Linked DNA regions of Homo sapiens: region 1 is linked to region 2. The links are chromatin loops, found by intact Hi-C in ENCODE. Cell type or tissue: heart left ventricle. All regions are shown on one strand. Links, peaks and the distances in the headings refer to the core of each region. The heading gives the core; the rest is flanking DNA. Region 1 has its middle 98 kb from the start of CRYBB2. Region 2 overlaps IGLL1 (immunoglobulin lambda like polypeptide 1).

The links. A loop is a pair of places that touch in the nucleus more often than their neighbours do. Peaks named below come from ENCODE experiments on the same cell type or tissue, not always from the same donor. Only the 100,000 strongest peaks of a DNase experiment are listed, where the experiment ranks them.
Region 1: it touches region 2 in a loop (28-fold over the local background); 1 of 110 quality-filtered maps calls a loop at or near these places.

Annotation. Positions count from the first base shown.
Region 1 is chr22:25,315,665-25,320,045 of GRCh38, forward strand. It overlaps the pseudogene IGLL3P. Among named protein-coding and RNA genes, the nearest start is that of CRYBB2, 98 kb to the left of the region's middle. In heart left ventricle, for the core only: no CTCF peak of the experiment used is centred there; no DNase peak of the experiment used is centred there.
Region 2 is chr22:23,572,523-23,576,841 of GRCh38, forward strand. It overlaps IGLL1 (immunoglobulin lambda like polypeptide 1), which reads right to left. Exons shown (of 3, transcript NM_020070.4): 2 at 2,445-2,560; 3 at 603-1,063. The coding sequence ends at 744. It overlaps LOC105372957 (a long non-coding RNA gene), which reads left to right. Exons shown (of 3, transcript XR_938078.2): 3 at 501-576. Among named protein-coding and RNA genes, the nearest start is that of IGLL1, 5.6 kb to the right of the region's middle. In heart left ventricle, for the core only: no CTCF peak of the experiment used is centred there; a DNase peak (open chromatin) is centred at 2,559.

The DNA of each region.
Region 1 (4,381 bases), core at 267-4,266, 1.7 Mb after region 2:
GGCTCACCGCAACTTCTGCCACCAGGGTTCAAGCGATTCTCCTGCCTCAGCCTCCCAAGTAACTGGGATTGCAGGCATGCGCCAACATGCCTGGTTTATTTTGTATTTTTAGTAGTGACAGGGTTTCTCCATGTTTGTCAGGCTGGTCTCGAACTCCCAACCTCAGGTGATTCACCCACCTTGGCCTCCCAAAGTGCAAAGGGATTACAGGCATGAGCCACCGCACGCTGCCTTTTTTTTTTGTATTTTAGTAGAGATGGGGTTTCATCATTTTGCCCAGGCTGGTCTTGCACTCCTGAGCTCAGGCAATCCACCTGCCTCAGCCTCCCAAAGTGCTAGGATTACAGGCGTGAGCCACCGCACCTGGCCCAATATTACACTTCTTAAATGCACTTCTCATTTCTTAATTGTCTGAAATGTTATATTCTCATAATTTTAAAAGAATAAAGATTTTTTTGGGGCCGGCATGGTGGCTCACACCTGTAATTCCAGCATTTTTGGAGGCCCAGGTGGGTGGATCACTTGAGTTCAGAATTTCGAGGCCAACGTTGCCAACGTGGTGAAACTCTGACTCTATAAAAAATAGAAAAGTTAGCTGGGTGTGGTGGTGCATGCCTGTAGTCCCAGCTACTTGGGAGGCTGAGGCATGAGAATTGCTTGAACCCAGGAACTCCGGAGGCAGAGGTTGCAGTGAGCCGAGATTGCACCACTGCACTCAAGCCTGGGCAACAGAGAGAGACTCAGTCAAAAAAAAAAAAAAAAAAAAAAAAAGCTGGGGGTGGTGGCTCACGCCTGTAATCCCAACACTTTGGGAGGCTGAGGCAGGGAGATAATGAGGTCAGGAGTTCAAGACCAGCCTGACCAATATGGTGAAATCCCGTCTCTACTAAAAATACAAAAATTAGCCGGATGTGGTGGTGCACGCCTGTAGTCCCAGCTACTTGGAGGCTGAGGCAGGAGAATCGCTTGAACCCGGGAGGCGGAGGTTGCAGTGAGCCCACATGGTGCCACTGCACTCCAGCTTGGGTGACTGAGCGAGACTCCATCTCAAAAAAAAGAAAAAAAATTTTTTTGAAAATAAAAAATAAAGGCTGAGCATGGTGGCTTTATGCCTGTAATCCCAGCACTTTGGGAGCCCGAGGCAGGTGGATCACGAGGTCAGGAGTTCCAGACCATCGTGGCCAACATGGTGAAACCCCATCTCTACTAAAAATACAAAATTAGCTGGGTGTGGTGGTGCATGCCTGTAATCCCATCTACGCTGGAGGCTGAGACAGGAGAATCATCTAGAACCTGGGAGGCAGAGGTTGCAGTGAGCTGAGATCATGCCAGCCTGGGTGACAGAGCAAGACTCTGTCTCAAAGGAAAAAAAAAAAAGGAATGTCTAGATGCAGTAGCTAAGTACGCAGAAGCCATTTCAGTGTGGGAGGCGAGGTGACTGAATCCAGGGACTCCAGGTTTCTGGCTGAGGGGTTGAGACTGCCCATGGTCATTGTGATGAGATGAAGACAGAAAATGAGCTGGGCTGGGGGAAGGTGGTCATCTCCTCTGGACGTGATTAGTTTGAGACTCCTGTTGGGTAGCCCACTGGGCATGGTCAGCAGGAAATTGAGGAGCTGAGAGGGTTTGGAGCTGAGATAGACTCCAGCCTCACCATGTGGGCAATAGTGGGGGTCACAGAGTGTGAAGATGGCCAAGAAAGAGGTCTGGGTGGGGGCTGGGGAGTCAGCAGCCAGGCATGGGCCATGGAGAAACAGATGCCAGGGTAAGAGGAAAGGGGAGTCTCAGACCCCAGGGGAAAAGAGTCACTGGAAAGAGGGGCCAGTCCCATGTCATATCCAGCAGAGACACCAGGTACAGCAGAAGGACCTTGGACATGACCATGAGGAGGGCCTTGTTGGCCATGACCTGGGAGAGATGGGGGTGAGAGCCTGGGGGACCACACCATGTCCCCAGCACACGAAACAGTGCCTGGTAGACAGAATGTATTTATGGATGGACGGACAGGTAGATGGATGGATGAATGGACAGATGATAGATGGATGCAAAGACAGATGAATAGATGGACAGATGCACAGATGGACAGATGGATGGACGGACAGACGGAATGAATGATCAGAAAAGGCTTCATGAACAAAGTGAGACTGAGCTGCATCTCCATGGGTAGATACAAAAGCAGAGGACTCTCCTCTTGAGTCAGGAATGACCCAGTGTCCTGGTCCAGGGAGGAAGTCAGCCTCCTTGACTGGGGACACTTGTGGCAGATTTCAGAGGCCCTTAAAATGAGGCCAAGTGAGGTGGACAGGTCCGAGCCAGCTGAGGACTCCTCAGCCACACGGCACAGCTGCCTGAGGGGATGTGTCACTCAGGGAGTTGCTGGGACCTACTGGGCCCAGCGTTGCCATCAGCACCAACAGCTTCAGAGAGGGGGACACATGCCGGGGTGACTCCAAGGCTGTGGGCGGCACCTGCCTCAGATAGAGAACAGGCACAGAGACACTACTGGGGGACACTACTGGGACACTGGCCACCCCCCTACCCTGTGCCTAGATCACAGCCTACACACTGCAGCCCTGTGCCCCTCACACCCAGCAGGTTCCTGCTCCAGCGCGGCTCCTGGACTGGCCCCGGGTGCTGGCCCCGGGGGTTTCAATCCAAGCATAATTCAGTGAAGCATGTGTTTGGCAGCGGGACCCAGCTCACCGTTTTAGGTACGTGGCTCTAACTTCCCAGCCTGTCCCACCCTCTCCTGTCTCTGGAAAAATCTGTTTTCTTTCTCTGGGTCTTCTTCCCCTCTGGCCTCCAGGCCTTAGGCATGAAACCCTCCCTTTCTCCTTGGGGTCTGGGGGAAGTGGGCTAGTCTCAGGTCAACTGGCTTGAAGGGCCTCTACAGTGGGAGCAGCCGCCTTCAGGTTCCAACAGTGGGACACAGCCTGGTCCCGGGACCTGGGCTGGGATTGGGCGGGGTCAGTGCTCCTCCCCTCTCCCAGGGCAAGTGTCTGAGTGAGGGACAGAGGCCGGTTCTGATAAGGGGCCCTGCAGTGGCCTTAGAGACAGTCCCCGGGACCCCAGGGTCTAGGCTGAGGGCTGGATGCCCATCCAGCCTGGGAGGGCCACACAGGGCCCTGGGGACACAGGCGTCACCCCAAGGGGAGACCAATGGAGGGCACAGAGAGGGCTCTGGGTCTAGGCTGCAGCTCTGTGGCCTGTGCTGGGTCGTAAGGACATGGGGACATAGAGGGATGGGTGAGACTGGGTGAGGTCCCAGAGCCCAGCCCTCCCAGGACGGTCACGAGAAAGGAGAGGGTCTCTTAGTGCAGAGATGTGTCTGTCCCTGGAGCCCTATCACCTCTGGGGCCTGGTGTCTCCATTCACAGGTCGGCCTCCTGCCTTCATTTGAGGAAGGGCACCTTAGACTCAGAAGGTGACTAGCGGGGAGTAAACGGGAGTGCAGAGAACTCCACGGCTGACAGGTGAAGTCCAGGGGCATCAGAGGCTGCTGGGGTGGGCATGGGGGCTGTGGTACCCCAACATCTGTGTTAGCAGCCCCAAGAACCCAGCCGATGTGAAGGGTCCTGTGGTTGGGCTGGTGGGGACAGGGGCGACGGCAGAGCCCCAGGGTGTGTCTGGGTGGAGCCCACGCTTCACCAGGAGAGCTGAGTGGGCCAGGCTGGGTCACAGCCTGGTGCCCCAGGGGATGGGAAGCTCCAGGCCATGCCAGGCTTGGGCCTCCCCACACCCTGCCAGGTCAGTTTTGTGTGCTGTTGGGGAGACCCCTAGATTCCAAACTCAGACTCCAGAAACCAGGAAGGAGGGAGCACAGCCTGCCCTGGGTGCACACGGGGAAACTGAGGCTGCAGAGGAAAGGGCTGGGCCAGGACACCTGGGAAAGGTGACTTGGGAAGGGGTCCTAGGAAGGCACAGGGCTGTCTGCTCTCCAGAGGGCTCCAGTGGAAAGGAGGGAATGAGGAGGGAAGGAGAGGCCCTGGGTGGACCAGACGGCCACACCATGAACCCTCCCAGAGACTTTAGACAGAGAGAGGCGCTCCACAACACCCCACACTCCCTCTGCCATCTCTCACCCCCTCCTCTGTCCACACAGGTCAGCCCAAGGCCACCCCCTCGGTCACTCTGTTCCTGCCGTCCTCTGAGGAGCTCCAAGCCAACAAGGCCACACTGGTGTGTCTCATGAATGACTTCTATCTGGGAATCTTGACGGTGACCTGGAAGGCAGATGGTACCCCCATCACCCAGGGCGTGGAGATGACCACGCCCTCCAAACAGAGCAACAGCAAGTACATGGCCAGCAGCTACCTGAGCCTGACGCCCGAGCAGTGGAGGTCCCGCAGAAGCTACAGCTGCCAGGTCATGCATGAAGGGA
Region 2 (4,319 bases), core at 320-4,319:
AAAGTGTCCTGATCCTCTTGCAGGCCTTTCATGTGTGTTTCCTTCCTGGCTTCCTCCTGTTTTTCTCACACCTCTGAACCTGCTGTCAGGTGAAAAATCAAGGTGGGCCCAAAATGTAAGAGCTCATGAATTTGATGGTGTTGGAGTGTCCTGGACAGTCCAGCCCTCAGGGGTGGGGAGCTGGGCAGAGAGGAAGGAGGGCATTCCAGGGGCCAGGGCTAGAAGCAGAGGGACTCCAGGCCCAGAGTAGGATTTCCAGGCTGAGGAAAGAGAGGCCGTGGGTGGGTAGAGGGTCCAGACCAGGACAGGGACACAGGGTGTATCTGGAGGCTCAGTCAGAAATAGCTCCCTCTAGAAAGTAGGCAGCGAGTCGGGGATTGAGCTGCAAGGAGGAAGGGGAGGAGGGAGAGAATGGAGGGACTGGTGTCCAGTGAGCCGACTCCTATCCTGGCCTATTTCCCCAGGGGACACCCCTGGGAGACTGTGATCCTCTCCTCCAGGCTACTTTCCCACTGGTGCCAGGATTCCCCCAACGCCACACTGAGAACCCAGGAGAAGCATCACATTATATGAGAGATAAGAAATGAAGAGAGGGAGCAGGATTTCTGGTTGACAAAGAGGGTATTTATTTAGGGTTTACTGGGTACAGGGAGAAGGGCTGGATGGCTTGGGATGCAGAGAGAGACCCTTCCCCTGGGATCCTGCAGCTCCAGGCCCCTTTGGGTGGGGTCGGGGCTGGGAACCTATGAACATTCTGCAGGGGCCACCGTCTTCTCCACGGTGCTCCCTTCGTGCATGACCTGGCAGCTGTAGCTTCTGCGGGACCTCCACTGCTCGGGCGTCAGGCTCAGGTAGCTGCTGGCCGCGTACTTGTTGTTGCTCTGTTTGGAGGGCGTGGTCATCTCCACGCCCTGGGTGATGGGGGTACCATCTGCCTTCCAGGTCACCGTCAAGATTCCCGGATAAAAGTCATTCATGAGACACACCAGTGTAGCCTTGTTGGCTTGGAGCTCCTCAGAGGACGGCGGGAACAGAGTGACCGAGGGGGTGGCCTTGGGCTGACCTGTGTGGACAGAGGAGGGGGTGAGAGATGGCAGAGGGAGTGTGGGGTGTTGTGGAGCGCCTCTCTCTGTCTAAAGTCTCTGGGAGGGTTCATGGTGTGGCCGCCTGGTCCACCCAGGGCCTCTCCTTCCCTCCTCATTCCCTCCTTTCCACTGGAGCCCTCTGGAGAGCAGACAGCCCTGTGCCTTCCTAGGAGCCCTTCCCAAGTCACCTTTCCCAGGTGTCCTGGCCCAGCCCTTTCCTCTGCAGCCTCGGTTTCCCCGTGTGCACCCAGGGCAGGCTGTGCTCCCTCCTTCCTGGTTTCTGGAGTCTGAGTTTGGAATCTAGGGGTCTCCCTCACAGCACACAAAACTATACTGGCAGGATGTGGGGAGACCCAAGCCTGGCATGGCCTGGAGCTTCCCATCCCCTGGGGCACCAGGCTGTGCCCCAGCCTGGCCCACTCAGCTCTCCTGGTGAAGCGTGGGCTCCACCCAGACACACCCTGGGGCTCTGCCGTCGCCCCTGTCCCCACCAGCCCGACCACAGGACCCTTCACATCGGCTGGGTTCTTGGGGCTGCTCCCCCAGACTTTGGGGCACCGCAGCCCCCATGCCCACCCCAGCAGCCTCTGATGCCCCTGGACTTCACCTGGCAGCCATGGAGTTCTCTGCACTCCCGTTTACTCCCCGCTAGTCACCTTCTGAGTCTAAGGTGCCCTTCCTCAAATGAAGGTGGGAGGTCGACCCATGAACAGAGAGACACCAGGCCCCAGAGATGACAGGGCTCCAGGGACAGGCACATCTCTGCACTAAGAGACCCTCTCCTTTCTGGTGACTGTCCTGGGAGGGCTGGGCTCTGGGACCTCATCCGTTCCTCTGTGTCCCCATGCCCTGAAGACCCAGCAGAGGCCACAGAGCTGCAGCCTAGACCCAGAGCCCTCTCTGTGCCCTCCATTGGTCTCCCCTGGGGGTGACCCCTGTGTCCCCAGGCCCCCGTGTGGCCCTCCCAGGCTGGATGGGCATCCAGCCCTCAGCCTAGAACCTGGGGTCCCAGGGACTGTCTCTAAGGCCACTGCAGGGCCCCTCATCAGAACCAGCCTCTGTCCCTCACTCAGACATCTGCCCTGGGAGAGGGGAGGAGCCCTGACCCCGCCCAATCCCAGCCCAGGCCCTGGGACCAGGCTGTGTCCTGCTGTTGGAACCTGAAGGCGGCTGCTCCCACTGTGGGGGCCCTTCCTGCCATTACCCTGAGACTAACACATCTCCTCCAGGCCCCATGGACAAAGGTAGGGGTCAGTGCTTAAGGCTGGGAGGGCAGAGGGGAAGAAGCCCCAGAGAGAGAAAACACATTTTCCAGAGACAGGAGAGGGTGGGACAGCCTGGGAAGTTAGAGCCACTTACTTAAAACGGTGAGCTGGGTCCCGCTGCCAAACACATGCGTCACTGAGTTATGCTTGGATTGAAACCCCCGGGGCCAGCACCTGGGGCCAGTCCAGGAGCCGCGCTGGAGCAGGAACCTGCTGGGAGTGAGGGGCACAGGGCTGCAGTGTGTAGGCTGTGACCCAGGCACAGGGTAGGGGGGTGGCCAGTGTCCCAGTAGTGTCCCCCAGTAGTGTCTCTGTGCCTGTCCCTTCTCTGAGGCAGGTGCTGCCCCAGCGTGTGTCCCCCTCTCTGAAACTGTTGGTGCTGATGGCAACGCTGGGCCCAGTAGGTCCCAGCAACTCCCTGAGTGACACATCCCCTCAGGCAGCTGTGCCGTGTGGCTGAGGAGTCCTCAGCTGGCTCGGACCTGTCCACCTCACTTGGCCTCATTTTAAGGGCCTCTGAAATCTGCCACAAGTGTCCCCAGTCAAGGAGGCTGACTTCCTCCCTGGACCAGGACATTGGGTCATTCCTGACTCAAGAGGAGAGTCCTCTGCTTTTATATCTACCCATGGAGATGCAGCTCAGTCTCACTTTGTTCATGAAGCCTTTTCTGATCATTCATTCCATCCGTCCGTCCATCCATCTGTCCATCTGTCCATCTATGCATCTGTCCATCTATTCATCTGTCTTTGCATCCATCTATCATCTGTCCATTCGTCCATCCATCTACCTGTCCGTCCATCCATAAATCCATCCTGTCTACCAGGCACTGTGTGCTGGGGACATGGTGTGGTCCCCCAGGCTCTCACCCCCATCTCTCCCAGGCCATGGTCAACAAGGCCCTCCTCATGGTCATGTCCAAGGTCCTTCTGCTGTACCTGGTGTCTCCGCTGGATGCGACACAGGGCTGGCCCCTCTTTCCAGTGACTCTTTTCCCCTTGGGGTCTGAGACTCCCCTTTCCTCTTCCCCTGGCATCTGTTTCTCCATGGCCCATGCCTGGCTGCTGACTCCCCAGACCCCACCCAGACCTCTTTCTTAGCCATTTTCACACTCTGTGACCCCCACTATTGCCCACATGGTGAGGCTGGAGTCTATCCCAGCTCCAAACCCTCTCAGCTCCTCAATTGCCTACTGACCTTGCCCAGTGGGCTACCCAACAGGAGCCTCAAACTAATCACGTCCAGAGGAGATGACCACCTTCCCCCAGCCCAGCTCATTTTCTGTCTTCATCTCATCACAATGACCATGGGCGGTCTCAACCCCTCAGCCAGAAACCTGGAGTCCCTGGACTCAGTCACCTCGCCTCCCACACTGAAATGGCTTCTGCGAACTTAGCTACTGCATCTAGACATTCTTTTTTTTTTTGAGACAGAGTCTCGCTCTGTTGCCCAGGCTGGAGTGCAGCCTGGCAACAGAGCAAGACTGTCCCAAAAAAAAAAAAAAAAAAAAAGAAGTGTCATATTGATCTCTCCCTCTCTCTCCTGCTATGTACAGTCCCATTTCCTTTTATTTTTTTGAAATGGAATTTCACCCTTGTCGCCCAGGCTGGAGTGCAATGGTGCCACCTTGGCTCACCGCAACCTCCACATCCTGGGTTCAAGCGATTCTCCTGCTTCAGCCTCCCGAGTAGCTGGGATTACAGGCATGTGCCAGCACACTTGGCTAATTTTTTGTATTTTCAGTAGAGACGGTGTTTCTCCATGTTTGTCAGGCTGGTCTCGAACTCCCGACCTCAGGTGATCTGCCCACCTTGGCCTCTCAAAGTGCTGGGATTATAGGTGTGAGCCACCACACCCCGCTCCATTTTTATACATAGCATCAATATTTCCACTTTAACTATTTTTAAACGTACAGCTCCGTGGCACTAAGTACATTCACACCGTTGGGCAACCTTCACCACCATCCATCTC